Linked DNA regions of Homo sapiens: region 1 is linked to region 2. Evidence: chromatin loops called from intact Hi-C (ENCODE). Cell type or tissue: PC-9. All regions are shown on one strand. Each heading gives the region's core, and the rest is flanking DNA. Links, peaks and the distances in the headings are about the cores only.

What was found. Peaks named below come from ENCODE experiments on the same cell type or tissue, not always from the same donor. Only the 100,000 strongest peaks of a DNase experiment are listed, where the experiment ranks them.
Region 1: it touches region 2 in a loop (2.2-fold over the local background); 1 of 110 quality-filtered maps calls a loop at or near these places.

Annotation. Positions count from the first base shown.
Region 1 is chr2:235,451,587-235,467,679 of GRCh38, forward strand. No RefSeq gene overlaps it. Among named protein-coding and RNA genes, the nearest start is that of AGAP1, 34 kb to the right of the region's middle. RefSeq lists a cis regulatory region at 8,848-9,672 and a silencer at 8,971-9,167. In PC-9, for the core only: no CTCF peak of the experiment used is centred there; a DNase peak (open chromatin) is centred at 7,495; H3K27ac peaks cover 1,197 bases.
Region 2 is chr2:235,163,391-235,179,483 of GRCh38, forward strand. It overlaps LOC124907998 (a long non-coding RNA gene), which reads left to right and starts at 14,507. Exons shown (of 2, transcript XR_007088133.1): 1 at 14,507-14,675; 2 at 15,023-15,517. RefSeq lists a silencer at 8,107-8,293. In PC-9, for the core only: a CTCF peak has its summit at 7,693; DNase peaks (open chromatin) are centred at 6,831, 7,661, 8,201 and 8,561; H3K4me3 peaks cover 649 bases; H3K27ac peaks cover 3,321 bases.

The DNA of each region.
Region 1 (16,093 bases), core at 3,708-11,707, 290 kb after region 2:
GCAGCAATTATTACTGAGGTGTTTGCTTAATGCTCTCCTCTACTTCATTCTATTTCTCTTTAGTAATTGAAATTCTATTGCTCCCTCATTTACTCACCTACTTATGCAATTGTTCATTTACACCATTACAAACTCATGATGGCTTTCTATTTTTTTTTTTTTTTTTTTTTTTGCGATGGAGTCTCAATCTGCTGCCCAGGCTGGAGTGCAGTGGTGCTATCTCGGCTCACTGCAACCTCCGCCTCCCAGGTTCAAGCGATTATCCTGCCTTAGCCTCCCCAGTAGTTGGGACTACAGGTGCATGCCACCACACCCAGCTAATTTTTAGTTTTTTGGTTTTGGTTTTTGGGTTTTTTTGTTTTCGTTTTTTTGAGACGGAGTCTTGCTCTGTCTCCCAGGCTGGAGTGCAGTAGCACAATCTTGACTCACTGCAACCTCCGCCTCCTGGGTTCAAGCCATTCTCCTGCCTCAGCCTCCCCAGTAGCTGGAATTACAGGCACACACCACCATGCTCAGCTAATTTTTGTATTTTTAGTAGAGACAAGATTTCACCATGTTGGCCAGGCTGGTCTCAAACTCCTGACCTCATGATCTGCCCATCTCGGCCTCCCAAAGTGCTAGGATTACAAGCTTGAGCCACCATGCCCACACTTATTTTATTCTTTACATTAAAATTCAGTACTATCATCATTTATTTTCTTGCTCAAATGTTTCAGCTTGGACCACTAACAGGTCCTTTGGGTTGATTCCTGCAATCTTTTAACAAACTCCATCTTTTCTTGAGCACTCCCTTACTTCCTGGCATCACAAGATGTTCTAGGCTCATCTTGTATTTTCCCTGCCCTGGCACCACTTCCCTTGCCTCCTTTTATTGGGGATGGTGTTTAAAGACCAAGCTACAGGCACTAGGTTTACTCATTGTTAGTGGGATGTCATTGCTTCTAGACTTTCTCAGCAGACAAAGCTGGGAAAGATATGTATGTGTTAATAACCCATGTGTACACATACAACTATACCATCTATCACCTGTCATGCTTGCTCTATAAAATGATGAGTTTATGCTGATACCTCTGATTCCAATTCAACACCACAGGGGCCATTTATCCTGCTCTAGGTAAGTATATCGGGGAGGCTACCAGTGTCATGGAAATGGCAGCAAAACCAATCCTCCAGAAACCCACAGTCCATTTTGTAGCCAGAGAGGACTCACGAACATCCATCAAGGGTACACTTCACTTGAGCTCCTTCTCTAGTGATGCAGCTTAGAAGAGATGTAGGGGCTCAGCCTCAACTGGAAACAAATATGCAACCTTTTCCCTTTGTTGCCATCATAGAGCCAAGGACACGAAATAGAATGAAAATGATCCTAATATAATTGCCAATTCTCTAAACCTTATAACTGGCAAAGAGTCAAATAAATTAAGATACTTATATCACAGTGAATTTTATTTCCAAAATTACATTTTCTGTGGACATTGGAGCTCTACCAATCCACAGCAATTAACTGCATTTCGGGTGAAAGATTTGTGTATAATTTAAGTTAACACTTCAATAAGGGACACTGGAAACCCCAGAGTTTAGATGCTCATGTGAAGCTTACCATTTGAAAGCTAACATAAGATGTGGCCATGACAACCTCAAAATAGTGCTAAGTGTCTAAAAGGCATTCAACTCCTCCTAAATAGTGATAACTGCATTTCCATTGCTTCTCCATTGCTACACTGGTTTCCATGAGAGAAGCTTTCCCTAAATACTCCAAGTCCTTGTCCTACCTCTTACTTTTCCCTAGAAGGCTGGGGTCAGTGACCTGATTGGGAAGTCAGGGAAAGAGACGGAGCATGCATAGCTCAGGCCCGTCCCCACTCCTGCCAGCAAAGAGCTGAATTTCCATCTACAGCTTCCAGCCCCAAGCATTCCAGGCTGCCATCTTTTGTCTTTACTTACGGTGAGCCAATAGGGTACTTCTAAGCCTGGTGCTGCCATATGTCTAAACCATGATCTGGTATAGGAGTCCTTTATGGATTACAAAAGACACAGGTCAATTGAGGTTTTAGTGAGAACAGACCTTGCAGATTTTGGATATCAACAGTTTCTAATAACTTCTCGTAGCTTCTGGACAAGCAGATTTAAAACAGTCCAAATGAGGTTTGACCTTGGTGAGTTGCTGCAGGTTTGGGTAGTTTTGTTGTTAAACAGGAAGGGCAGTAGGTCCTGACCTTGACCAAGTGCAAGCTACCCACACCTTAGCAAATGCTCCCAAGCTAGGACAGCCTATGCAAACCTGAACAGGTGGTACAAGCTGCAGGGAAGCTGCACAGACCCCGGGGCCTTAGCACAGGCATGCGCCACAGGGACCAAGCAAGTGCATTAGCCAGACATGAGCTGCGTGGGTGGCCTTGATGTGCCGGCTGTTGTGCATTGACCTTGAACCACACTGTGCAGACACATCGGAATATGCATGCTGGTATTGCAGGTGAGGCTAAGGCTAAAGGAGACCTCCTTTGACAGAATATATTCTGCTTTTAAACTATGAGGCAGCTGGGTTCCACATTCACTGAAGCTTTAGCATGAGGGAGATGGGCAGCAATAGATTGGATACCCAATTCTATTCTCCATGTATAGCCAAGGAGAAAGCTGGAGGGACTCAGCTGAATTATGTGGTTCCCCACTAGGGTCTCAAGTCAGCTCTGGATCTGTTCATTGCAAAAGTTCTGATCTTGGCTTTCACCTTCAGAGACCCAAACTGACTCACTCTCAGGAAGTGATGGATTTCTGGCAATACACAAATTAAAAAAACCCCACAGGTCTCTGTTGTAAAATAATATATATTTATGCTACCATCACATATATATGCAAGTGTGTGTGTGTGTGTGTGTGTGTGTGTGTGTGTGTGTACATAAGCTGCCATTTTAGATTAAGACAGAGAAACAAGTCAGTAAGTTATTGCCAACCCAAAAGCTAGAAAGGCCTGTGCCCGTTACATGTTGTCTTTAGAAATCATATTTGCTCAAAAATCAAGAAGAAATCAGAGTGACATTTAAGAAAAAAAGCTTAAGGCTGAAAGTCAGAACAGCAGCCTTGGAAAAATAAAAATAGGGCCAACCAGGAGGTTTCCACTGGAGAAAGAAATTTCCTTATAATATAGGAGAAAGAGTGTAATCTAGCAGACATCCACAACAGTATTGCAGGGGGAAAATGAAATCTATGGTCTAGGAAAGACAAATATCAATAGGAAAGGGCACACCTAACTGCTCTTACAGGGGAAAGGGGGAGGGTGCTGTTGACAACATGATCTTCATTGTTAACAGATCAGAAGCATCAATGGTGTCTGATGAAATCTAGCAGCTCTGCACTCTCAGGGCTATGTTGGAAGGACCACCTTTCCAGGAGAACCACTTGGAGCATCAGAGTCTATGGCAAGTGTAGCTGGAAAAACACCATTAATGGTTGAACAGCTATTCTAAGTGGGCACAGGAAATCTGAACAGATTTGAGAGAAGGCCACCAAGATGAGAGCAAAACACTGAAAGCAGCATCTTTAGGTGGATTTTAAGGTGTCACAGTCAGCATGACATGGGTACTTCTGTACCCTATGAGAACAAGCTCCAGGAATAAGAACTCTAAGAGGAGATTCAGCCAAGATGTCCTGAGCCAAGGAGGGCAGTAACAAATCAAGTCCAAGCCCAGCCAAAATACTCATCTTATGGGAGAATATCACCCAGGTAGAATTGTCCCACTCAGGAGGGAGTTAGTCGTCAGCAGAGGAGAACTTTTTGAACAATGGGTGGTTGCGACAGACCTAGAACATTTTGATTTCATTTTTCTCACTATGGCAGCCTCACAAGGCAGAGTATGGAGGAGTCAGTTAGAAAAACCAAAGCCACAAGGAAATAGGAGGCAAGGCACTCAGACCAGGCAAACAAGGCTCACCCTACATGCTTAATTAGAAAGAAATTAAGAAAAAATATTAAGAACAATTAAGAAGAAATACAAAATTAAGAAAAATTACATGCTTAATTTAGGAAATAACTTAAACTACTAGAAACTCAAGGGCCCCCACCACCACCATCAGACAAGGGCAGCAGTGGGAAACCCACACCAGCCAAACACTTTAAGGCCAGGCCCCATAAAGCCCAGTGGAGCAGCCCAGAGGTTGGGCTGAAAAGGCAAAGGCCAAATCAGAGGTCTCCTTATGCAGAAAGGGGAAAAGCATTATCTCAAGTAAGACCTGGGAATGGGGTATGTACCCACAGCAAATGCGTAAGCTTTGCCAGAAGGCAGCGAAGTCTCTGATGAGCAGATGGATTCTCCCTGAGATGAAGCAAACACAGCATCATCACAATGCGTTGATGCAGGTTCTTCCACTTGCATTTCATTCAGAGGTCAAGGATGCCCACCAGTCCGAAAGCGGCTCAAAACACTTTGCTCAACCACACCCCCACGTGAAACAGCAGTGATAAGTCTTTAGTAATAAACCAAAGTTTAACTAGGCTATACTAATATTTAGGGTTGCTTAATTTCTTGCCAGCCACCACGGCCATACAATTAACCCAAGCTAACAGAATTCGGCGTAAAGAGTGTTTAAAGTCTGCCCTCAATAAAGCTAAAGTTCATCTAAGTTGTAAAAACTCCAGCTGAAATAAAATATACTACAAAAGTGGCAGTCAACTGCCTTGGACTGGTGGGCATCCTTGGAGGTGAAAGCAAGATTCTCTCCACCTCATTCCCTCATTCAGACCCCACCCCCAGGTGGCTGCAAGGCTGGTACAAGCCTGCTTCCTTAAGGCAGAGGGTGTGCCCAGGGTATTCTGTTGTTCCCATCCTTTTCACTCTTGACTGCTTTAAAAGGGGTACATGCAAGAGACCCACTCAACTTCCCGAGGCCTGGATCAGCTTCTCAGCCATGGCTGCACTTTGGAATCGCCCAAGGAGGCTTGAAAAGTCCTGTTGCTGGGGCCTCACCCTAGAGATTCTGAATCCACAGGGGTGGGATACGGCCTGGGTGCCAGGAGTCACTGACTCTCCCCAAGTGCAGTAGCACAAAAATTTGTGTCTACCCAGAAGCTCAAAATGTGACCTTCTTTAGAAATGGGGTATATTTGCAGATGGAATTAATTAAGGATCAAAGTGAAAGCGATATGGTTTGGCTGTGTCCCCACCCAAATCTCATCTTGAATTGTAGCTCCCATAATTCCCATGTGTGGTGGGAGGGACCCAGTGGGAGATCATTGAATCATGGAGGTGGTTTCTCCCACCCTGTTCTCATGGGAGTGAATAAGTCTCATGAGATCTGATGGTTTTATGAGGGGAACCCCCTTTCGCTTGGCTCTCATTGTCTCTTTGCCTCCCCCATGTAAGACGTGCCTTTATTCTTCCCTCGCCTTCCACAATGATTGCGAGGCCTACCCAGCCACGTGGAACTGTGAGTCCATGAAAACTGTTTTTCTTTACAAATCACCCAGTCTCGGGTATGTCTTTAGCAGCAGCGAGAACAGACTAATACAGAGAGCATGTGGAATTTGGGTGGGCCCTAAATCCTATGAGTGTCCTTATAAGAGACAGAAAAAGGACACACAGAATCACAGAGAAGGTGACATGAAGACAGAGGCAGAGACTGGAGTGGAGGGTCCACAAGCCAAGGCACAGCAAGGTGTAGAAGCTGGAGAGAGGCATGGGACGGTTTCTTTCTTAGAGCTTCCAGAAGGAACCAATCCTGATGACACCTGGATTTTGAACTTTTAGCCTCCAGAGTTATGAGAGAATACATTTCTGTTGTCTTTTGTTGGCTTGTGTTTCGTTTTGTTTTGAAACAGGGTCTTGCTCTGTTGCCCGGATTGGAGTGCAGTGGTGCAATCTGGAACTCCTGGGCTCATGATCCTCCTGCCTCCACCTCCCAAGTAGCTGGGACTACAGATGTGCACGACCACACTCGGCTAATTTTTTCTATTTTTTGTAGAAATGGGGTCACACTATGTTGCCCAGGCTAATTTTAGTCATTTTAAGCCATCCAGTTTGTGTTCTCTTGTTATGGCAGTCCTAGGCAACTAAGACACCAGGTAACTGTCCTTTGTGGCCAAAGTTGGAAACCCTGCCATCTCCAACAGAGGAGAATCCAACTGCAGGAAGCGCCCCGGGGCTACCTGCACATCTGTCAAGAACATCTATGTCTGAGCCCGAGACAAATTAGAAACTGGGGAGCTTGATGTTTGGTCTTTTATTTCTTTGACTTTTAACTCGCAAGGGCAAAAAAATTTAATTCCAACTTTGATTCCCTTGGACTTTCACTTCTTTGAACTTCAAGTTGCAAGGAAACTTAATCTTCTGGTTTTAATTTATCCCCAGGAATTTCTTAATGAAGAGAGGGCTTATATTCAAATATGAGACAACTTGTTAGAGCTTCTGAATTTTGGGGATATCTTTAGGATGTCATTTGATCACACTGCAGAACCTCTGATAAGAAATGTCAAACAACATGGTTAGATATAATTTGAGATGAGAAATAAAAGAGAGTGAGTGTTTGGCCTTGGGGAAAAGTGACCTTGAGTTGATTTAACTCACGTGGTATTCTGACTGATTTCAGAGCTCTTTAGGAGCAAACTCTGTACTTCTCTAAGCGCCTAAGAGAATCTCTGAAAGCCCAGCGCCTGGTGTCAGATAGCATCACAGAAAGGTGGGCACAGCCCTGCTCAGACAAACTGCTGCTTTGCTTGCTCTGGGAGGTGAGGCTGGCCCTTGGTCGACCACTGTCTTGAACGGGAAGCGCAGGGAGTAAAGAGGACAGAAAGCTGGGATTAGAGAAGCTGCCCCTCTGGTTTTCTTGAAGAAGGACTTTCCCAGAGTACTCCAGGTCTCCTGCCCCCACTCCACGGTAGCAGAGCAAGCTCTCCGTGGGCAACAGCTCCAGCTCTCACTGCTCTGCTGCAAGAAGGTAACCTATCGACAGTCTAAGCCCCAAGAGTCTGTCTTTCCCCTCTGTCTCTATGCAGACCAGCCCAAGGGAGGGATGGGGTATAGTGTCTAGCTGGGCACAGACTCAAATCTCCCTCCAAGACCTGTGCCAATTCTACACTACAGGCAGGGAGCTAGCAGGCTGTTCCTTGAATCTGGCCTTGTCAGTAATAAAGGTGACATTGAGGTCTCTGTCCACTGATATTTTTATTTAGTTTAGCATTGTTCAGAAGTCAGGTGGGGATCAGATGCAGTGGCTCACATCTATAATCCCAGCACTTTGGGAGTCCGAGGCGGGAGGATTGTTTGGGCCCAGGAGTTCAAGACTGGCCTGGGCAACATAGCAAGATCTCCGTCTCTATAAAAAAAATTTTTTTTTTAATTAGCCAGGGTTGGCGGTATGCACCGCTGGTCCCAGCTACTCAGGAGGCTGAGGTAGGAGAATTGCTTGAGCCTAGGAGATCAAGGCTGCAGTGATTGCGCCACTGCATTCCAGCCTGGGTGACAGAGCAAGATCCTGTCTCAAAAAAAAAAGGAAAAAGAAAGAAGTCAGGTGGGAAGAGGAATGCTGTTTCCTGACCCTGAAGGCCAGCGTTTCAGAACCTTCCTAAGGGCTGGCTCTGTGCTGGGCTCAGTGCCAGGGTCGTTACGGTGATGGCTGTACTGAATCTTCACTACTGTGTGAAAGGCAGGCAATCTATCACAGCCATTTCACAGAAGAGCACACTAACACACAGAGAGGCTAAATGATATCACACCAACTGTGAGTGGAAGAGCTGAGATTTGAGCCCAAGGAGTCAGACCCCAACCACTAAAGTTAATGAAAGAAAAGCATACCTGCACTGGATAGCACCAAAATCATTTTTTAAACAATATTATCATATATATCTAGAATATATATTATATATATGATATGAATATGTATATACTCATAAATCTTTTGATATATATAATATATAGTAAATATTGTGTATGTTTGTGTTTCCAGCAATTTCTCTTTCAATAATTTATTCTAAGAAATAGTCAACAGCTATAGGAACAAATATGTACAGGGCTGTTCAATTCAGCTTCACTGTAATATAACAAAAATGGAAACAATTTAAATATCCAAAACAATAGTTGATTAATTAAATGTATTACAATAGAGCCATATAATACAAATACAAAAGTGTTGTTTAAGGCATATAAATGAGAAAAATGGAAGAATAAACAACAGCCACAAGACTTGGAAGTTGGAAAGCAGTCCAGTGAGTGATAAAGACCCAGCAGAGCTTGGGAACTTTGTGCAGGCTACGAGAAGGCTGAGATCCAAGGTGTGGAATCACCGAAAGGTCTAGGTACCTCCAGAAGTAGGGTGAGTTGGGGCAGCGGGCATAGAACTGAACCAAGGAGAATGGGATGAGAGTTCATTTAAGCAACACTCAGTTGAGAAAATGCCTCTTCCCACCCAGCAAAGCCTGGGACTGGACCCTTGGGAGAGAGGAAAGCAAACACCCTCTGGGCTGGCCACACCAGGCTCCCCTGAGAGCAGAGCCTCCTACTAAAGATGGAGAGGTTAGTGAATGTTTGCTTTCAAGATGCTGAGACCCTGCCCCTTCCTCTCACAGCACCTGAGCACGGGCTGCAGGACCTCAGCTCTAAGCAGGGCCAGGCACCGTGGCTCATGCTTGTAATCCCAGAACTTTGGGTGGTCAAGGCAGGCAGATTGCTGGAGCCTAAGAGTTAGAGAACAGCCTGGGCAACATAGCGCGATTCTGTCTCTACAAAAAAATAAAAATAAAAAAATTAGCTGGACATGATGGTGTGTGCTTGTAGTCCCACCTACTCAGGGGGCTAAGATGGGAGGATCACTTGCACTCAGGAGTCCAAGGCTGCAGCGAACTATGATGGAGCCACTGCACTCCAGCCTGGGCAACAGAGCGAGACCGTATCTTAAAAGAAAACAACAACAAAAACAAAAACAAAAATGCAGTAAGAATGCTAGAGGCTTCTCCTTTACAAACAGCCCAAGGATGTCAACATCAGGACAACCACACAGCCCAGCTGTTGGGAGTTGATGTCAACTAAACAGCCCAGCTATTGGGAGAGCTGAGTGGAAGAGACTGACAGATGGAGGATTGGAATGGAGTTATGCAAAAGGGAAGAAGAGGTGAGCCTGGAGCGGGGGCTACTTGCCTGTGGGTGGCTCTTGGGTCACACTTGCCCCGTCCACCAACACTGGCCAGTTTGAAGTTCTCAAACTGAACATGATGAGTCAGCGGAGGAGATGCGCTAGATGGAATATTCCATAAACACTGGTGGGAATTACATGCTATCTAGGGACACAGCTCAGAGTCATGCTGCCAGGGGGTGAAGATAAGAGCAAAGCTGTTGGTCTGTTAGCACAGGAAACAGGATGGGTGTCAGTGACAAAGGACCAGAATTAAAGGGATCAGAATTCAGAAGAAATGCGACAAGTGTGTGCTTTCACGAGGCGATTCATTTGCGATCTCAGAGGGAAATAAGTAGAGCAAGAGAACAAGTATCAAAATGCAGTTAGACCAAATGGTTAGGAAGAATTTGAGATTTGTGGAGAAGAGATTTTTCAAAGATTGTACTAGCTCAATTACTAACTGTGACCCACTACATTCAATTTTTGTGCATTAGTTTGGGTTTTGTGTGACCAAATGAAGAACACGAATTATAATCGTTGGTCTGCCGTCAGTAGCCAAGGGCTGCTCTTCAAGGCACTGGGGAAGAGGTAGTGTGGGCTAGCTAGATGTCACCAGGACTCCAAAGTTCTTCCTCGTGACTCTCACAGTAAATATCCCAATAGCAGAAGCCAGGTTGGAAGGTGTTGAATTGTGTCCCCCAAAATGATAGGTTGAAGTCCTAATCCTGTGCATACACTTGATTTGGAAATAGAGTCTTTGTAGACGTCATTAAGATGTGAAGTTAAGATGAGGTGTTACTGGTGTAGGGTGGGCCCTTAATGCAATACGACTGATGTCCTTATAAAAAGAAAAGACACAGAGACAGACATAGGGAGAATGCTGTGCGTTTACAGGGGCAGAGACTGGAGCCATGTGTCCACGAACCAAGGGAACACCAAAGACTCCCAGCAAAGCCAGGAGAGAAGCATGGGACAGATTCAACCCCCGGGCCCCCAGGAAGGAACCCACCCTGCTGCCACCTATGCTGTTGGACTTCTGGCCTCCATGACTGCAAGAGAGTGAATTTCTGTTATTTTAAGCCACCCAGTTTGCGGGGCTTTGTGAGAACAGCCCGAGGAGACTCATATGAAAAGGTTCAGAGTCAGACCCAGCACCAGGATTAGAACACACATCCTGACTCTTCCCTCCCCTGCCTCTACTCATTGAGGAGCCGGTTATCAATGCTGCTCAACGGATGTGGGTTGAACAAAACAATGGCTCCCCTTGAGAGAAAATGAGGAAGCTCATGGACTTAGAGAAGTGGATATGGACAGGCCCCTGCTCATGCGTTCAGCATTGACAAGGTGCTCAGGACAGCTCTGGCTACCGATTTATAGTTCTAGGATGTAAATGCAAAACCAAAAGGTCTTCAGCATGATTTTCTTTTGTCGTTTTGTTTGTTTGTTTTTGTTTTGTTGTTTTTTTGAGACGGGGTCTCGCTCTGTTGCCCAGGCTGGAGTGCAGTGGTGCAATTATGGCTCACTGCAGCCTCGACCCTCTGGGCTGAAGCAATCCTCTCACCTCAGCCTCCCAAGTAGCTGGGCCCATAGTTGCACGCCACCGCATCCAGCTAATTACAATTTTTGTTGTAGAGACAAGATCTTGCTATGTTGCTCAGGCTGGTCTCAAATTCCTGGGCTCAAGCAACCATCCTGCCATGGCCTCCCAAAGTGCTAGGATCCAGCCTGATTTTCAAAATTCAACATCAGCAGAGGAAAATTACCTTTTGTGTTTTGTTTGTGAGGAAAATATTTCAGTTCACAAGCAATTGAAAATGAATGTGGAACTAACTGGCCGATATCTATTTCCCAAAGCCCCGTTTCTGATTCCCAACTGTGCTCAGCTGTGCTTCCATAAAGGACAATTAAGCCCATTGTGGCCATGAGGTTCCCTGAATCCACCAGTCTATGGCATTTGTATAAGGAGACTACTCACTGTGGGGAACAAACTGGGTCTTCTTTAAATTTCTTATTAATTAGATACCTCTTATCTGAACTCAGCACAATTTCTACTTATTCCCATGGGGAGAACTTATAGCTCTGCCAAGCATCGTGGGGCCGCCTCTGCTGCTCATACCTGGATTCCACGGGTTGGCTGTGCTCAGCTACAGCTGCAGCCGCAGCCAGGTAGGATGCCTGTCACATGCTTGCTGTACACAGCGAGCTGGAATGGATAACGTGAAGCCTACTTTTGCCAAAGAGGAGAAAAAACCTTCCCAGTAGCAGTGCAAATGCAAAGAAAGAACTTCAAAATGAATCTGAATACCTGTCAACTTAAAAACGTTTCTCTTTTTATTTTGCTAACTATTGTTCTAGCATTTTGTTCTAAAATAACTTTAGGTTCTAAAGTCGAGCTTCAAGACACATCCTGCCCAGGCGCAGTGGTTCGAGCCTGTAATCCCAGCATTTTGGGAGGCTGAGGCGGGTGGATCACTTGAGGTCAGGAGTTCGAGACCAGCCTGACCAACATGGTGAAACCCCAGCTCTACTAAAAATACAAAAGTACCTGGGCATGGTGGTGCACGCCTGTAATCCCAGCTACTTGGGAGGTTGAGGCAGAAGAATCACTTGAACCCAGGAGATGGAGGTTGCAGTGAGCTGAGCCACTGCACTCCAGCATGGGCAACAAGAGCGAAACTCCATCTCAAAAAAGAAAGAAAGAAAGAAAAAAAGACACATCCCCGTGGAATTTATCCTGAGTTGACCAGGTAGGTTCTGCAGTACTCAAATCCACTCCCACCAGCAAGCTATCTTGAGAAAGACTGGAGTTTACTGGAGATTGCTGGTAGGAATTGAGGAAGAAATGGAGAAGAGTCCAACTGAGGTGGGGGAGGGTGCTGAAGTGTTTTCCCACTACTCCCACCTTGAACCCCAGATGCCTCCAAGAGAACACTCTGTAGAGGCTGCTGGTGCCTGTGCTTCACTCCACCTGAACAGTGGCTGAGCTGCAGAAGTGCAGGCCATTCTGATGCACTGGGGTGAAGCATAGGTGGGAGGGCTTGGGAAAACTGGATCCTGCTCCCCAGCGGAGGGCTCTGACAGTGGGAGCTGGCTGGGGCACCTGTGGTAGATGGCAGGGCTGAGGGAGTGGGCTGCTGTACAGTTGCACGGACCCCCAACATTGGGTCTGGTATGAATGCATGAGTTTTTTCTTCGGGAGGGGAGTGGCAAGTGGATGCTGAGAAGATAGGCTGACTAGAGTTGACATTATGGGAACCCACCCACAAAGGCAGCCTTCAAGGGCATAGGGTCCTCAGCTGTAAGAAGCCATGGGCTGGACCCTGGGGCAGGAGTTGAACAGAGCTGCAGTTAGTTAGAGCATAGGCCCTCCTAAGAGCTGATATCTTGAGTGTGACAAAAGAGCCAGCACTTGGACGCGTGCCATGGCCAAGAGCTTTGGGAGCCAAGAGAGAACTACAAAGAACACACTCAAAGTCAAAGGAGTTTTGCTCCTTTCTGCTAAGCCCTTCCCTGCCTGCCCTGGCCCCAGAAGACACAGACAGGAAAGGATGGGAGAAGGAAGAGAAGAGGTACCCTCTCTCCCACGGTGGGGTTTGGCTGGCAGAGCTAGGCACACCCCAGTTACAAGGTGGAAGTGTGGGTATTAGGCTGGCCTCAATCATTTAATCTTGGGAAGGGAATTGGCATCACCTAAATGAGGCTGTGGCAGCTGAGATGGCCGGAAAGCTGTGGCTCCGCCCCAAGGAGTCATCTAGGACAGGAAAGGGAGAAGCAGTGGATCAAGATTGGAAAAGTAAAGAAGAAAGACAGCTGGGAGTCAAGACTGTTCCTTATGGCTCCCCCTTGGCGTTTACCCACTTGACAAATCTTTTTTTTTTCTTTTTTGAGACAAGGCTCACTCTGTTGCCCAGGCTGGAGTGTAGTGGCACCATCTCGGCTCACTGCAACCTCCGCTCCCAGGTTCAAGTGATTCTCTTGCCTCAGCCTCCCAAGTAGCTGGGATTACAGGCACACGCCACCACACCCAGCTAATTTTTGCATTTCTAGTACAGATAGTGTTTCACCATGTTGGCCAGGCTGGTCTCGAACTCCTGACCTCGGGTGATCCACCCACCTCAGCTTCCCAAAGTGCTGGGATTACAGACGTGAGCCCCCATACCCAGCCAACAAATCTTACAAATCTAAGAAATCAAGTTTCTTAGCAGACAAGAAGGTGACTTAACACCCCCAACTATTAGTCTCTTCTCAATGGTTGTACCAGAAATTCCCCAGTAATTTGTCATTATTCTTATAAAGCCAGGGATCTTCTCCCCTTTGAAATGCACATCCCTCTGGGAAGGACCCCTTGGGCTTTCCTGTGAGAGGACATTGGCTCAGTCCTTTCCTGAGAGAGGAGGGGAGGACAGATTTGGGAGGCTCTGGATGAGTGAGGAATATCTGCTGTTTGGGATGGGAGGGCCCAGAGATGCATACATGAAGGTGCTGAAACTGACCTTGCCCCCAGCCCCATTTACCTGGAGCTGGCTCCAGGAGAATGAAAACTTTGGAAAAATCTGTGTGTGTGTGTGTGTGTGTGTGTGTGTGTGTGTGTGTGTGTTTAGTTCTTTAAAAATTCCACGTGTCAACCCTTCGGCTGTTTTTCTATGTTCTTTGCCATCATTGTTAGTTCAGGTTAAATATTATGGTCAAAAAATAGAATGGGAACTAACAAAGAATAAATTGCCATCTTCTATGCTAAGGTTAGCCAATAGATGTTTCTGTTAAGCAATCCTAAGGCTCTGAGATACTGTAAGGTAGAGAAGCTCTCTGAAAGCTCTCATAAAGATATAAAGTTTCCCTAAAATCAATGAAAGTAAGCAGAGTATCCAGAAATAGACTCAAATATACATGGAAATTGAGCATATGGCAATGGGGACACTTCACATCTAGGGCAAAAGCAAGGTTCTGTGCATGACATTGGGACAACTGGTATCAGCGAGTAGGGGTGGGGAAGTGATCCATATTGCAATTATTATTATTATTATTATTATTATTATTATTATCATTTTGAGACAGAGTCTCACTCTGTCTCCCAGGCTGGAGTTCAGTGGCTCCATCTCGGTTCACTGCAACCTCTGCCTCCCAGTTCAAATGATTCTCCTGCCTCAGCCTCCCAAGTAGCTGGGATTACAAGCATGCACCACCATGCCCGGCTAATTTTTGTATTTTTAGTAGAGACAAGGTTTTACCATGTTGGCCAGGCTGGCCGCAAACTCTTGACCTCAAGTGAACCACCCACCTCAGCCTCCCAAAGTGCTGGGATTACAGGCATGAGATATCGTGCCCCGCCCCTACTGCAATTTTTTTATTTTTATTTTTTAATTTATTTAGTTTTTGAGACAGGGTCTCTGTTGCACAGGCTGGAGTGCAGTAGTGAGATCTCAGCTCACTGCAACCTCCGCCTCCTGGGTTCAAGCAATTCTCCCATCTTAGCCTCCTGAGTAGCTGGGATTATAGGTGCACACCACCATGCCTGGCTCATTTTGTATTTTTTTGTAGAGACAGAGTTTCACCATTGCCCAAACTGGTCTCGAACTCCTGAGCTCAAGGGATCCACCCACCTCAGCCTTCCAAAGTACTGGGATTAACAGCATGAGCCACCGCGCCTGGCTCTTCCTGCAATCTTAAAACCAGAATAAACTCTAGTTGTAATAATGTAGCCACCAGTCGCCTGGAGCTCTTTACAGTTAAATTAATTTAAATTAAATAATGGTAAAAACTCATATTCAGTTGCATTAGTCACAATTCAAGTGCTCAAGAGCCACATGGGGCTGGTGGCTGCCATATTGGACAACACAGAACATTTCCATCAACACAGGAGGTTCTACTGAATGAAGCTGCTTTGGACTGTTCAAAGATTTAAATGTAAAAGTGAACATTATTATTATTATTATTATTATTATTATTATTATTATTACTGAGACAGAGTCTCGCTCTGTCACCAGGCTGGAGTGCAGTGGCGTGATCTCAGCTCCCTACAACTTCTGCCTCCTGGGTTCAAGTGATTCTCCTGCCTCAGCCTCCCGAGTAGCTGGGACTACAGGCACGCGCCACCACGCCCAGCTAATTTTTGTATTTTTAGTAGAGACAGTGTTTCACCATGTTGGCCAGGCTGGTCTCAAACTCCTGACCTCATGATTCACCAGCCTTGGCCTCCCAAAGTGCTGGAATTACAGGCGTGAGCCACCGTGCCTGGCCTAAAAATATATCTTATTAAAGCACTAGAAGAAAACAAAACATGGATTTTTAAATCTTGGAATGGAGATAAATCAATGCAAAACCTAAAAACCAATGCAAGAACTTAAAAAACAGAGAACAATTGTTCAAATTGCTAAATAAAAATTTAAAATTTCCTCTTTGTGAAAAATAATCTAATAAACAGGCTTCAAATGGTAAAACAAACAAACAAAAAAACCAGATTTATAATCTACAAGCAGAAAAAGAGCTAATTTCCTTAATAAAATAATATAGAAGGACAAAAACCCAAGAGGAAAAAAATGTGTCAAGAACAGGGCATTTCACTGAACCAAAAAGATATAAATGGCCAACAAATACATTAAAGGATGTTTAACCTCAGAATTGAGAAAATGCAAATTAAATAATGATAGTATCATCATTAAATAATGGAAGAGGCCACTTTTCAACTATCATTGGGAAAATTAAACAGTTTGCATGCATCATTTGCTAGAATGTGGAAAATCTGGTAGGTTCACACATTGATGGTAGAAGAATAAACTACAGCAGTTTATTCAGTTTGCCAGCAGAAATCAACATTTTAAGTGCATGTTACCTTTGACCTAGTATTTCCATCATTAAAAATTTACCAGGCTGGGCACAGTGGCTCACACAGGTAATCCCAGCACTCTGGGAGACTCAGGCTGGCCTCTCACTATGTTGCCCAGGCTGGTCTCGAACACCTGGCCTCAGCTCCGTCAGGAGTACGAGACCAGCCTGG
Region 2 (16,093 bases), core at 3,526-11,525:
TGGAGGCACAGGCTGGAGACTCCGGCACTGGTCTCTCCACGTTCTCTCTTCTGCTTCTTCCACTTTCTCTCTACACCTCTTTACGGAAAGGAGAGAGATTCTACCTCAAGATGTGGAAATGCGAGAGAAAATGGGAGAATGGAAAGCTAAGTGTTTTGATGCTCCACGCCACAGTCTTGGGAATTTGATTTAAGCATTGACCAGCTAAGGAACTGCAAGCCAGGCCAGTTGGGAAGGCTTGGACATGAATTCCAGTGCCCTGCAGACACCGCAGCCTTCAGCAGAGTGACCCAGTGGAGGAGGAACCTCAGCCCCTGCCCATCTCTGCTCTCCCTTTCCTTTCTCCTTTCTCTCCCATCTTCCGAGGTGCCAAGGTCCTGGAATTGCCCTCTGACTTTCCAAAAATGTCCATTCCACACAGCTCTTCCTTCCTGCCTCCATCAGAGCTGGTTCCCTGAGCCCCACTGATCTTTGGATATTTGAAAAAAGTAACTCACAAGAGCCTAGAGGAGTAACTCAACCAGGGTACTCATGTTTGAAAGGGTAGCTTCTTGTCCAAATGCATCTCCAATTGCTAGACAGCATGCAAATGAGAGAGCAGGAAGTTGCCAGACCGGACACCAACCAGTGCTGTCGAAACCAGGCACCCTCACTCCAGCATGGCCTTGGGCAGGGTCCAGTGCAGCAGGGTGGGCCAGATCAGGGAGGTTGGCCACGATCCCCAGCCTCGAATATGGGAGATGATGGAAGCGCCCAGAGAGGTTGGTATTTCCTGGATGGTTCTCAAGGGGGAAGGTGGGGGGGCACCAAAGAAACTGTACTCCTGAGAGATCAGAAGAAGTTACAAAAAGACAAGAGACATGGTCTGCTCAAAGCAAAGGTCCAGACTGTTCAGCCATCCGGGGGTGCAGTGAGTTGATCAAATGAATGCCATACAGGAGCGATGGGCAGTGGATCCATGAGAGACAGGAGGGGTTTCTCAGGAGGGGCACCACACATGGGCTCCTCCCAGCAAGACGGGGCCCAGGAGCAGCCCAGCAAGCCCCTGAGAGCAGGCATCCAGGGTGAGCTCCCCAATGTTGGGGACCTGACACCTCTTTTTGTCTAGCTGTATTTTTATTCTTCTACAAGAAACATTTGTTATTCATCTTATTTAACAAATGCAAAAAGCATTACTTGGGCATGCTTTGCACATAGCAGCATGCTGCTTGCCATCCTATTTCAGGGATCTGCTTTATCACATGCTTTCATTATTACTAAATCCATATGAAGTACATTAAGTCAAGTGATCTATATTGGCTGTTGTTAAGACAGCATGTTTTAGGCTTTCTCTCAAAAACATGTATACAGGCATGAGAACATAGTGTGCACACAGGAGAGGCCTGCAGGCTGGCCTTAAGGCCTGGCTCGTCATCTGCCACATTTCAGGGGCCCCAGGAAAGAGTCAAACCTGAGAGGTGGCTCCCACCGTGGGCTTCAGCTCTGTTGCCTCCCTGGCCTTGTAGGAGCCTTCTTTCCATGGCATGGCTGGCTGCTGCTGCCCAAGGCTCTCCACTCCTGCACACAGAGCAGGGACGGCGGTGCCTGGTGACATGCGGCACATGTTCACCCACATTTGCCATGAAGAGGGAATGCATCTTTGGATACTTGGCCCCAACTTCACCCATGCTAAAGCAACACGTGCAAATCAGGGAAAGATCCCGCTTTGGGGTTATTGGCAAGTGTCAATGCACTTGGCAATGCCTGCCTGGAAATATTAGTTTTCAAGCTTGTTTTGGAATGTTCCAGGTTGCTCTCAAGGCCTGTATGGGGGCCACTCCCCCGAGCATGGCGGCTGGGCAGGATGTGCTGGCACAGTGTCTACCTGCGGAGAGACCTTCTTTCCACCACTCCCACTGTGGGCTGCTCCTTGCTACCCTGTCAGCACCCGATGCTTGGCACCCTGCCCGCTGTAGACGTGGTGACTGACCAGGTGACCCAGGGTCTCTTGCTCAAATGCTCCTGCTGTGCTTTCCCGACTCCACACCAGTGGTTCTAGTGTGGTCTGTGGATCCACCACGCCAGCACCAAGAGCTTGTCAGACATGCAATCTCAGGCCCCACCCCAGACCCTCGGAGTCTGAACCTGCATCTTAACATCACCCTGTGAGGAACACCAGGGACACCCGAGGCCAGCACACTGTAGCCACCTATTTTCATGTGGCCCACAAGTAAAGAATGATCTTTACATTTTTTTAATGATTGGGGAAAAAAGGAAGAAGAATATTTTGTGTTATGTGAGAATTATACAAAATGTGAACTGCAATGTCCATAACTAAAGTTCGATTGGAATACAGCCACACTCATGCCTTTACTTGTCTCTTGGCTGCTTGCACGCTCCAACAACAGAGCTGAGTAGCTGCAACAGACACCATAGGCAGCCACACAGCTGGAGAGACTTACTATTGGGTCCTTTACAGGAGAAGTTTCCCAACCCCTGACCAATAGGCTTAGATCCCACAAACTGACCTCACCTCACTTCCCATGATATCCCAACACTTGTTCTGGGGAAAATTAAAAACAGAGCCTCACTCTTTGGCTGGGCGTGGTGGCTCATGCCTATAATCTCAACACTTTGGGAGGTCGAGGCAGGCAGATCACCTGAGGTCAGGAGTTTGAGACCAGCCTGACCAACATGGTGAAACCCCGTCTCTACTAAAAATACAAAAATTACCCCGGCATGGTAGCTCCTGTAGTCTCAGCTACTCAGGAGGCTGAGGCCAGAGAATCACTTGAACCTGGGAGGTGGAGATTGCAGTGAGCCGAGTACTCCACCGTACTCCAGCCTGGGCGACAAGAGTGAAACTCCATCTCAAAATAAATAAATAAATAAAGCCTCGCTCTTTGACCTCCTCCCCACATCTGGCAACTTGTGTGACTTCCAACCATTTTCTTTGCTCTAACCCTGCACCCTCTCCCTGGACAGTGCAGAACCAGAACTGAAGCCCGTACCAGTTTCTCCCACCTGCCTCAATTTCTTTTCTATGCTCTGTTTGCAGCCTGGCCATCAGGACCACACAGTTCAGCGTGCCACTGGACTCTGTTCCAGTTGTGTTCTTTTTTGTTTGTTTGTTTGTTTTTTGAGACAGAGTCTTGCTCTGTCACCCAGGCTGGCGTGCAGTGGTGCAATCTCGGTTCACTGGAATCTCTGCCTCCTGGGTTCAAGCGATTCTCCTGCCTCAGCCTCCTAAGAAGCTGGGATTACAGGCATGTGCCACCACACCCAGCTAATTTTTGTATTTTTAGTAAAGATGGGGTTTCGCCATGTGGGCCAGGCTGGTCTCGAACACCTGACCTCAAGTGATCCTCCTGTCTCGGCCTCCCAAAGTGCTGGGATTACAGGCATGAGCCACTGTGCCCGGCCTCTGTTCCGGTTTTATCTGTTCTTCAGGATTGCTAATCCGAGTGTCTGGACTAGGCCGTCTTTGTAACCCCTGGCAGGTAAAGGAGCCCAACACAGAGAAGGCACTCAATAACTTGTTTACTGAGTAAACGACAGAGTTAATGGGCCATGTGTTGCCTGTTTCTGGGTGATCTTCCATGGGGCCCTGCACTGCCCAATGGAATGATTCACTGATGCATTGATTTTCCTTCAGAGATCCAAAATGCCTTGTCTATCTCATTTACCCATTTATTCTCCACAAATATATTAAGCATTGATGCTGTGCTGGTTTCTAGGGTTATGAAGATGAATTAAGATAGAAACCACCCCTTTATCATCCTGCAAATCCGTAGGAGAGGGAGGCATGTTGTAAATAGCCCTGATGCTGGCTCCTTTCTGCCTCTGCAAAGATCTCTCCCCCTGCCAAGAATCTCTGGGAGTCCACGTGAGGTTCCTAACACATCCACTTCCAAGCTAAGGGATGGGGCAGGTGTGGTCCTGTTGTCACTCTGCTAGGCTTGTGTTCCTGGCACCAAGGTCCCTGCTATGGCTCAGGGCCAGTAAGAGCCATTTTGCAGGGCACAGCAGGGGCCTTGCCAGTCCTCGTGATTCAGCGGCTTTCTCCTGGAGGCTACTTGTGCCTGGGCTGCCTGATGGCCTGGAGTGGTGTGTTAGCCGGATGTGGTGGTGCCTGTATACACCCCATCATAGTACACCGCATTGGAGAAGCGCTGTTGGGGTCCCAGTATGTCACAGAGTTCAGTGATTGTTATGGGCTGAATTATGCTGCCTTAAAATTCATATGTGGCAGTCCTAGCCCCCAGGACCTCAGAATGTGACCGTATTTCGTTAGAGGGTCATTGCAGTTACAATCATCTCAGCTAGGAAGAAGTCATCCCAGAGTAGGGTGGGCCCAAATCCAATATGACTAGGGTCCTATCCCCATCTGTCTCTGTGTCTAGAAATTTGGATACAGAGACACACCGGGATAGAAGAAAGCGGATGTAAAGAGACCCAGGGAGAAGACAGTTGTCACATGCCAAGGAAAGCCCTGGAACAGACCCTCCCTCACAGCCTCAGAAGGAACCAACCCTGGAGACACCTTAAAGTTGGACTTGAGTCTCCAGAACTGCGAGATAATGAATGGATGTTGTTCAAGTCACCCAGTTTGCAGTACTCTGTGGCAGCCTCAGCAGACTAATCCAACCACACCGCTCACTCGGTTGCACATGTGGTCCTCTTCCTCCAGGATACTGGTTCAGGAGGAGCCCTTGAGGGCTCAGTTAACTTCCAGGATGCTGTTTTCAGAATCTCTCCTTCCTATTGACAACCAAAATGCTGTCAGTGGGTCCAGGTCATCCTGCCTGGCTCCTTTCCCCTTAAAGGAAATTCTCTTCCTATAGGCTCTTTGGCCTCTCCTCCACCCAAAGGCAGCTATAGGAAGTCCACCCATTTTCCCTGTCAGTGGAGGTTAGGCTCATCCCCAGCAGAGGAAACAGCATGAGCCTTATCCCAGGGTGGCCCTTAGCACCCGAGGCAGAGACAGCCCCGCCCTTTCCCAAGACTGCTCCTTCATGTCAGGTCCTGGAAAACAGTCAGCTGAGGGGACAGCTCAGGCTGACAGCCCTGCTGCAGCACACAAAGGACAAGCACAGTCAGAATGGAAGCATTCTCAGGGTGCAGCAGGGCACCGAGGAGGACTTGACAGCAAAGCCTCATGGAGGAGGTGGCAGACAAGCAGGAAGGGATTTGCAAGGCATTTAGGAGGAGGCAAGAGCTGAGGCATAATGTGCAGGAAAACAGCCCTTGTGGGTTTAAGAGCAGCTCAAGGAGCAGTGAGAGGCGTTACAGAGGCTTTAAAGAAGGGGGTTGGGGAAGACTGAATGGGGCCAGGAAGGCAGCAGGGCCAGATGGGGAAGGGCCGCTGGGGCCATGCTAAGCAGAGTCTACTCTGCCTTCTCTGGGAACAGAGACCATGACAGGGCTTGAAGAGGATGCCACATGACCCGAGAGGACTTCAGAAGGAGTGGCCAGGCAGAAACAGCAGTTATCTGAAAGTGCACAGTATTGGCTTATGTTGCCAACCTCTTCCCTTTGCTTGGAATGTGTTTCTCCTCCTCAAACACCTGCTTGAGCACACAGGCCACACACACGCGTGCTGTCTCTCTCTCTCCTCACTGTTAGCCTGACAAACACTTTCTAGCATGAGGGCAAGAGCCACACCCTGGGAAAACCTCTTTGAGGTCTAGATTGAGCAGGGAAGTAGCTTCGTCTCTCTGAGTTTTAGCCTTCCCTCCTGTCAAATGGCATAATTGTCCCTGCTGTCTTGCCTACAGCATGTTGTAAAGATAAAATCAGGTCAGAATACCAGATAACACCTTCTAAACTGCATTGAATGTAAGGAGGGTTAGTGACCATGGTGATGATGATAATGGTGAAGACGATGGTGAGTTGATGGTAATGGTGGTGGTGATGATGGTGGTGATGGTGATGATGGTGAATGGTGATGATGGTGATGGTTGTGCTGATCATGATGGTGATGGTGGTCATGGTCATGGTAGTGGTGATGATGGTGATGGTGGCAATGGTGAGGTGATTATGTGAAGGAGTGTCTTTTCCTTCATGCAAGGTGGTTTAGAAACCCTATGGTTTCTATCCTCTTTCATCTCTTGGAGGAGCCACTTAATTTGTCATCAAAAGTGGGACAGTTTGTGAGTGCTATTAACATTTACACCAGGACAATGATGCATGAAAGGCCCTCAATTGCATTTTAGACTTCACCACTATTGCAACAAACTGGTTGAAGTAGACCTTCAAAAAGTCTACAGACATCAGGTACAGTTCGGCTGAGTGATCAAAATTTTGGCCTGGTTTTAAATTTGGGTTTAAATTGCTGAGAAAGGACTTGGCCAGGGACTTGGGAAGTCAGTGTACCCTACCTTCCAGGCTATTAGAACTTTTGGCTGAACAACGATCATTTGCTGTCCTTAATACTACAGCCAAGAGGAGACTGGTTGGCAAGTGTGGACAGGGAAGCTCTATTTCCCAGATAGTCATGCCCATCACAGCACAGGGGCCCACTGCTTACAAACCCTCTGTCTGTCTTTCACTTGGAACTTGTGCCTCACACTTGGAGGAACAGCGGGGACTTCTGGGGAACCTCCAACCTGCTGGGCCCTTGAGCAGCTGAAGGAGGTCCTCTACTCAGTGGAATTGAGGCAGTGAGCAGGACAGGCCTTCTGCCTTGGTGGGTGAGGCCGAATTAAGCTACTTCTTGCAGCCCCATGCAACCAAGTCATGATATGCTCCCCAGTGACATACTCAATTTAGCCAGCGGAAATGGAAACTCTGTGCTCATTCTTGTGAATTAAAAAGTGATGAGCAGTCTCCTTTCTTAGTCATATCCCTTTACCTCTGTCCTAGAAATCTGAGACTTATGACAAGGAAAATGCTGTCACTCAGTCTGCAAAGGCAGCCTAAGACAAATTTTAAAGACTGCAAGTTCTGACTCAGCAACTTTTTTTCCCAAGGGCATTGAATCTTTTAAACGTTATCCCTTATAGACTGAATATTTTGGTTTATTGGAACAAAAGTGAACTTCTGGAATATTCCATACAATCTGTTTTCTAAAACAGGTTCAATCCAAGGAGGAAAATTAAAAACAAATGTCTGATGGCCCGAGGTGAGCCATTAGTTAGGACAAACAAACATCTTGCAAAAATGACAGATGGGAACAGGAGGAGTGTTTCTCCTCCATCTGAGTTGACTCTCCCTGAATGGATATTCAAAGAAATTGACAGGAATCCTGTCTTAAGACAAGCCCACTGGGCTCTATGTCAGAAATTTCACCAATCACTTCCCAAGCTTCCCACTCCATTGCTGAAGCCTGGGCCACAGCATTTACAGTTAAGAATGTTATAAAAATCAAACCAAGCAGTTCCTGCCAACCCCCAGGAGGAAAGTTGCAGAGAATGAATAATTCTGCAAAGATCCTGGGCATCTGTGTGCATTAACCATAAAGGCGATTAAAGTTGGAGCAGCAAGGAAAGGGTGTACAAGACTTTGCCCCATAGAAAATGCTGGCTCTCTCCCCTTCGGCCTGTTTGGGAGGTGCCACAACGTGGGTCCCCACCCACTGTCTCAGCCTGGGGGACTGCCTTCTCTCTCTTTTGATCACCAGAAAGGAACAAGCAAATTCCTTCTCAGCTATTTCACCAGGACTGCAGCTGTCATTGCCTCAGGCTATTATAACATCCGTACAGCACCCCAGGAGGCTGAGATGAGGCTTGCAGCCAGCAAACAGTGTCAGAGAAGAAGGAGCCCTGTCGCCTGTGCCAATCTGACCCGGATGCAGGTGAAGCTAGGGTATTGATCTGCTTCTGGCCTCAGGTAGGAGCACCAGTGACATTCAGGGACCTCTTTTCTGCTCTGCCTCTCATTTTGCACCCCTCCTCCCCCACCAGTGATCAACATTCTAAGTATTGCCATCTTTCAGGAGGCAGCCCACACTGACCTTTGGCATCAGCGTATCTTCATGACGTCATGCCTGTTACCTAAGCAACCTGAACCTCAGTTTTCTCATCTGACAAATGAAAATGATCCTTTCTTGTTGCAAGAATAAAATCACTCAGGTTATATCACAAGAGGCAAGAAAACTCTTGAAAATAAGGATGGCATGGCCTTGACATCAGGCCATTTTGCCAAGAGAACAAATCACGTTAGGCTCTGAGCAATGGTCCTAGGGTCCTAGGAGCCCAATGGCTGAACTACCAGCCAAGAGGTCTGGAGAATGTCTTCTCACGAGGGGATGTCTACTCATCCTGACCCTGTTGCTCTATCATCAACATGACTCAGCTAATTCCTCTCTCTCTCTCTGTGTGTGTCTGTGTGTGTATGTGTGTGTGTGTGTGTCTGTCTGTCCTTCTCCATCTGCTCCCAGTTTCAGTTTGCAATCTTGATAAAAACCACTCTAATTGGAGTGAACAATCGCCACTGCTTCTGTTTGGCAGAGCTTTTTTGTGTGAAGCTACATAATAGGGTGTCAGCCAGCCTATAGGTTATCTGTTCTTGAACCATGTACCTGTCTCTGGTCTAATCAGACTGTAAGGGTCAGGGTCACAAACATAACAGAATGATTGCCTAGGCACAGGCGGTATTTCCTGCCACTCCCTCGGCAAGGAAGCAGGCATGTGGGCTGTGCTTCCCAAAGTTGTCCAGTCATGAGAATTACTGGGGCTCTGTGACACAAATGACCAGGTTCCTGCCCTGGCTAGGATTCTAGCCAGGTCTGGGGTGGTCAGAAAAGTCTTAATGTCCAGCAAATACCCTTCAGAGATTCTTAGCATCCCCCACACAGGGCTGGCTTCATAGATATGAGACTGGGGTCATTGCTCAGGGTCCCACCCAGAAGAGCCCCTGCTTGCCGTTTGACACTCTGGGATCACTGTCTTAAACTTCTAGATCATTTTCTCTCTGAATTAGTGTTTTGTGAGTAAAGTCTGATGGGACAATGGAGTGCGGTTCAGGGTCCTGGGCCTGCTCGCTTCCGGTGTCACCATTTCTCTTCTCATGAGGGATGGGTTCCGGGCTCCCAGCTCACTGCCCCTTGGTATCCTCGGCCCTGTCCATTTCCCTTCCCTGCCCTGAAGCCCTATATTCCCTTCCCTGGAACAGGAGTGGTGTGCCTCAGTGGGAGAGGACTTTGTTCTGTTGTCACTCTCCACCCCTGGAGGGGGCCTAGGCGTGGACATAGGGAGGGACTCAGGGTCATCTCTCTTCCAGACCAGAAGCACCACATTGCAGTAGGAAGGTGACTTGGAGGACACTTCTCATCCACCATGATCCAGGATCCAGGTACCAAGTGCACCCCAGCACATCTCCAGAAAATTTTCATCCTGCAAAAAGGAAACTTTATACCCACTGAGCGACAATTTCCTTTTCTCCTTTCCCCACAGCCCCTGACAACCACCTTTCTGCTTTCCGTATCTATATACTTGACTACTACTACTTTATTTATTTATGTATTGTTTTGGGGGTTTTCTGAGACAGAGTCTCACTCTGTTTCCCCAACTGGAGCGCAGCGATGCGATCATAGCTCACTGTGGCCTCTACTGCCCAGGCTCAAGTGATCCTCCTAGCTCAACTTCCTGAGTAGCTGGGACTACAGGCACATGCCACCATGCCTGGCTAATATTTTTTTTTTCCATTTTTTATAGAGGCAGGGATCTCACTTTGTTGCTCAAGCTGGTCTCAGACTCCTGGGCTTAAGCAATCCTCCTGTCTCGGCCTCCCAAAGTGCTGGGATAACAGGCAGGCGCCATGCGCCCTGCCTTGGCTACTTTAGATAGCGCATGTAAGTGGAATCATACAGTGTGTGTCTTTTTGTGGCTGGCTCATTTCACTCAGCTTAGTGTCCTCAAGGTCTATCCATGTGGCAGCATGTCACAAGATTTCCCTCCTTTTTAGGCTGCAGAGTATTCCGTTGTGTGTACTTAAGACATCTTGCTCAGCCATTCATCTGCTGATGGGCCCTTGGACTGCTGCTAAAGTCTGACTATTATAAATAATGCTGCTGTGAACATAGGTGTACAAACATCTCTCTCAGACTCTGCTTCCAATGCTTTCAGACGTATACCCAGAAGTGGGATTGCTGCATTTGGTGGATCCATGCTGAATTTTTTAGGAACCTCCATATTATTTTCCATGGTGGTGGCACATTGTACTGTCCCACCAAGAGTGCACAAAGATTCAAATTTATCCACATCTTTGCCAACACTTGTTATTTTCAGGTTTTTGTTTTGTTTTATTATAGCCATCCTAGTGGGTGGGGTAGTGTCTCATTGAGGTTTTGATTTGCATTTCTCTGATGATGAGTGGCACTGAGCATCTTTTCATGTGCTTATTGGCCTTCTGTATATCCTCTTTGGACAGCCACGGTTTTAAATATAGAAACTTGGCATAAAAAAGACAAACCCTCACCTTTCCAGGGCACACATCAATAGGTGTCAGAAGATGATCAATACCCCACAAAACAACAGGGTTGGCGGGACGATTTTATGCCCAAGGCCAAGAAACACTCCTCTAAGGAGTAGGTGTCCATGGGGAGGCCCGGAGGTGGTGAGAGGGAGCTGTGTGGATTGAGAATTTGGGAGGAGCTGTTCAGGCAGAGGCCAGCCCAAGTGCTAAGGCCCTGAAGGAGGAGCTGATCTGTGTGTCTGAGGACCGAGGACGACAAGGACTGGGGAGGAGGTCAGGAGGCAGAGGGGTAGGGACCGTCTCATGGGCTCTTAGGTTCTATGGAAGACTTTGGCTCTAACTGAGCTACAGGGGGATGTAGAAAGAGCTTATCACAATGCCTAGTAGAAAAAGGTGCTGAACGAATATTAGTGATTATTATTAATGTTGGCCCATTTAACTCATTTAAGAGAAAATGTCTCGGCTGCTTTAGTTTTACAGACAATTTAAGGAAGGAGTCTGAGAAGAAAACATAAAAACCCCCTATCCTTCTGGGAGCTGGGGTTGAGGGCCTTGGAAGCAGCACCCTCATCCCTTCGGAGGTGGCTGATTTGGAGTTTATTCTGCATCTCTGTTATGTGGCTGCCTCCTGGAATTCTTTAAACTCTTCAGGATTCCAGGGGCCTGGCAATGGTTATGCCAGGACACATTCTGGGCCGGTGAGTGAGCGATCGAGCCTTGCCTGTGAGATTTTCTTGGCCGCTTCAGCTTCTATTTACATCCACAACCTGGATTGGGAAACTCAGGTTCAGCCCAAGTCTTGGAATATTTCTGTGCCTTCAGAATAGTGCAGACAGGCTGATATTCCCCACCCCACAGGGGTTTCCTTGGGATGTTGGAGCCATCCCATAGAGCAGGCTGGCACCTTTTGGCAGGACAGAGCATAGTTCTTTCTCTAGAGATGAGGTCCTTCATGAAGCGAGGCCCAGTCAGCCTTGCCAACTGGTGGGGAGCTGACTCCACTGCAGCCAATGGCACCAGGCACATGGGAAGGAAGAGCTAGTCTGGAATTGGAAAGATCCATCATCCACACCAGAGAAGGGAAGGGAGGAGGAAAGACTGTGTATACAGGCAGGGCCTTCTCTTCTCACCAGCCGTACATTGAGGAAGCTCCCTCTTTTCTCTAAGAGCATATGGGGTCATTAGCATGACTCCTAGCATCCTACAGAAGACCTTGCCTGTTGGGAGTTCCTGAAGCCGTGAGATCTGAGGGGAAGGCTGCCTGTCAGTCCTACTGTGAGTGGGTAGAAGCCACGGAGCACAGGCCAGTGAAAGGAGGGCTGTGCTTTGTGTGATCAGTGTCATCAACATGGAGCCGGGGCGAGATGCATGGTAGATTCCACAGGATGGAGAAAGACGCAGGGGATGTGGTCTCCCATCAGGGAGTGACAATCTGTAGGGCTAAGTGGATCATGGGCATCAGGGATCAGTTGGCATTACAAAGAGAGCAAACCAAACCTCGTCCCTGGTCTCTTCAGGCAAAAAGAAGCACAAGAAAACCATCAATCCATTATATAATCAGAACCACTGTAGAAAGTTCTACTTGAAAGATTACTAGAAGGAATACTTCAGCTTAGGAGAGAGTTTATCTTCTTGCTTGAAAATTTATATGCTCTAAAATGATATGCAGGTACTATATATCTACTGGCTATATGTAAGTTATAGAGCAATAATAATTTTAAAAGAATTTTATCATAAAATAATGTGTGCATGTCAGGGAAAATTTAGAACATACAAAAAAGTATAAAGGAAACATTGAAATCACCCATAACTCTCTACCCAAGACCGTCACTGTTAAGATTTTGATGCTCGTCTTTTATTTTATACACATAATTATAAAACATAATTAGGCTCAAATTATGTAGAGATGTAACATATTTTTCACACAATATTATATTATACAAATTTTTCATGTCATTAGAAAATGTAAAACATTATTTTAAATGACTACATCTTGTTCCATTCTATGGATATTTGAACTTATTTGGCAATTCCTCTACTGTTGGACATTTATGTAGTTGTAAATATGTTACTATTATAAATAATGCTTTGATGAATATCCTTGTACAGAAATCTTTGTGCACTTCATTCATTCAAGAAACATTTATGAGCATTTACCAAGCATCCCTCACAGTCTTAGGTACTGGTGATCCATTACGGAATAGGACAAAATCCACACTTTCATGGAATTTACATTGTAGTCGGGGAGGCAAGCCATACATAAGTGAACAAATAATGTGATATCAGAATATAAGTGCTGAAACAAATTAAGCAGGGTAATGGGCAAAGAGTGACCATGGAATAGAGGTTATTTTAGGTGCGGTCTTTGCAGAAGGCCTTTAAGTAACTGATGTTTGCCTACAGGCCTGCATGATCAGAAGGGGCCATTCATGGCATTCCAGACAAGGGAAACTGGAAGCATAGAGGCCCTAAGGAGAAAAGTAGCATGACAGATTGACAGAACCTCAAAAAGACCAGTGTGCTACAGTCAAAGGAGCAAGAGAGAGATATCAAGACGTGAAGGTCAAGAGGTAGGCACTGGAGACCTTGGTGAGTGCTCTGCATGGTGCATGCAATGGGAAGCCATTGGAGGTAGGGTCAGAACATGATCGACTTGATTTACATTTAGAATGTATTTTAGATACTGAATTTAAAATCAGTTTTGGGGAGCAAGGCTGGAAGTAGATCCCACCTCAATCTGGTACCAAAACCATACAAAGATATCACAAGAAGAGAAAACTACAGACCAATGTTTCTTATTAATATAAATGTAAAATCCTTCAACAAAATGCTAGCAAACCAAACCTAGCAATGTATAAAAAGGATGATACACCATGACCAAGTGTGACGTATCTCAGGTATGCAAGGTTGGTTTGACACTCAAAAATCAATTAAGTGTTCTGGAGTCCTGGACATGTTCACTCTGCTTTGTCAAAGTGAATCCCAAGATGCATTGTCCCTGAGTAGAAAGATAGAGAAGAACATGTGCTTTATAAAGACTTTAGTTTAGTGGTTCATAACCCACTGGGGCCACATGGTAATTAGAATGATGAATCACCTTTAAGTCCTACCTTCCTAGGAAATTCATATGGATGGATGCAAATGGAAGAAAGAATCCAGGTCAAATTTTAGGCACCTTATTCTGCAAGTTGTCCACTTCCCAAAAAATATCAGGGCTAAGTTGTCCACACTCTCTGTATCCAAAATGCTCCCAAAAGAATTGCAAGCTACTTTACAGAGATGTTGCTTAAGCATTTAACTGATGCTTGGCAGGACAAGCTGTCATCAGCTCTCAAAGGAGATCCTGTAGTTTTAATAACTTTAGCAGGTTGTGATTTGTCGTTACCTCAAGGAAAAGGAAGGGACAGAACAACCTTTAGGAGGAAGTGTGCTAAGATGAGGATATAGAGCTCTGTGTGGAAGATATGACAGGAGGAGGGATGGTCCAATGAAAAGACTATCTTTACTTCTTTAGTCTAAGATGGCTCTCCAGAAAGCCTGCATCAAAGATTCAGATCTATTGCCCATCAAAGACCTATTGCCCATTGGGTAATAGGGGCAAGATGTGTTAGGAAAACCCCACCCAACTGTGGGTGGTGTATAAGTTGGGTAAAAGTAGGTAGGGCATAAAGTGAAAGACTATGTTGTGGGCTTTCTAGAGTCCACCTGTGTGCTTGCTTGGTTAGAAATAAGCTTCTTTTAAAACACACACACACACACACACACACACACACACACACACACACAAACATACACACACACAATGATAACGAAGCAAAGCCAAACAAAAACCTATGCCCCTCCCCACCTCCATCTCTTAAGGAGGCAGTACTAGGCACCTATCCTGCTTTCAACGAGAAGACTGCTGCTATTGTTCTTGAATAAGAAATCAGAATTGTGAAATCGTCTCTGTTATTTGGTGTCAGTATTTGATTTTGAGGCCAATGAGCTGAAAATCACTGGTTTAAAATTATCTGTTAGCAATAGAATCAGTGCTTCCATTAGCTCACTTTGCTAGTTGAGGTTTCCATTCTGTCAAAGGATTCTAGAATTCTCCGAGGCTTTTTGAGTTGAGTCCGTGTTGCATGATTTCCTTTGTCCACAAGGCAGTGAAGTCAACTCTGACCAGCCTTGCACTATTTTCTTGTCTGTTCTGGCAAAACAAGGACTATACATCCACATTTCAATGTGAAGGTCCTATAAAGAAGGAAATTGTCAGAAGAGTTCTGCAGGGTTTCCAGGTACCTACAGATTTCTTCCTGCAGAAGCCTTGGCAAGGCCTTGTCACCTTGACTCCTGCTTGTCCCACACTTGCTCCAGGATTGAAAAGTTTGTTTACTTCTAGTCTTTTCTTTCAGAGTAGGAGCTTGGTCAAAATATCTTGCAATTTTCTAGTAGCATTTGTATTTATTATAAACTCTTGCTGCAAAGATTTATCTCTCTGGTGTGTCCCTAAAGACCCCTACTCCAGGAATCTGAACTGTGAATTAATGTCATGTGATCAAATAAATTTTTCTGTTCTCTCTCAAGAAAAGATAAGCTACCTAAATTTGTGTGGTAGGTTAGTCAACTAATTTCTTTTCCATAGCTCCAGGAGCCGATGTAAGTAGGGAGAAGAACAGTGCCAAGGAGAAACTGCTGTTGCCAAAGAGGAGGGAGGAAGAAGAGGAAGGAGGAAAGAGGCAAACATACAAAACCTCAGACAAAACGCAGCTTTGCTAGCACACAGATGGATAATGGGAAGACAAAGATATGGAGAGTTGGATGCCTTTGGCAGTAAGTATATCGGAAAGGCTCATTCAGGCGACATCACCCAAGATCTCTGCTCTGGGTAAAAAGAGAACATCAGCTTGAAAAGCTTAAAATTCTACTGGCAGACACTGTCTGACATGGAAATATCTCTAACCGCAAGATGATTTGCAATTAGCATTCTTTCTAGTGGCACAGTAACTGCCTCATATGATTGCTAAGGAGATTAAATAAGGTAGAGCTTGAGAAAGACCCCATTAAACTGTAATGGGCTATTCAATGTTAGCTATTGTCATTTTCAGAGTTACCAAATAAAATTCGACTTGCATAAAAATATTTGCTGCGGTTCTATTAATATGCTGGGGACATTAAATTTGTGATTTAAGTTAATTCTTACAATGACCCTGCAAGGCAGGTATTGGTTCCATAGATTTTTTAAAAAGTGAAGATAACTTATAGCTTGTCTATACAAAATGTACTTCAAAGTGTGGGTGATATTTCCTGTGCCTACCAAGTGTCTCTAAATGTAATCTCTGAAAACATAAGAAGAACAATAATGTAGGGTTTGGATTTAACTAGACTGTGTCAGTAAGCCTGGAGTTGAATATTCAATACAAATGCACCTGGATCTTTTTGGCAGTTGGGGAGTGGTGGGTCAGTGTTCATTCCTTCTCCAAGAGGAAAATATAGAAAGATAAGAGTGTGCTGTGAAGAAGAGAGAAAGGGCACCTTTCTCAGGTTATCTGGGCTGCTAGCTACCACCTGATTAGTTGTCATTAATGAGAGGAATTTGGCTAGGTCCTCCCATGGTTTTTATCAATCACTGGTCTGTGAGAATGGGAAGAGAGGCTCTCAGTGTAGCGCAGAGGGGTGTGAGAGAAGACGCAGTGTGGATGAAAAGTACAAGATG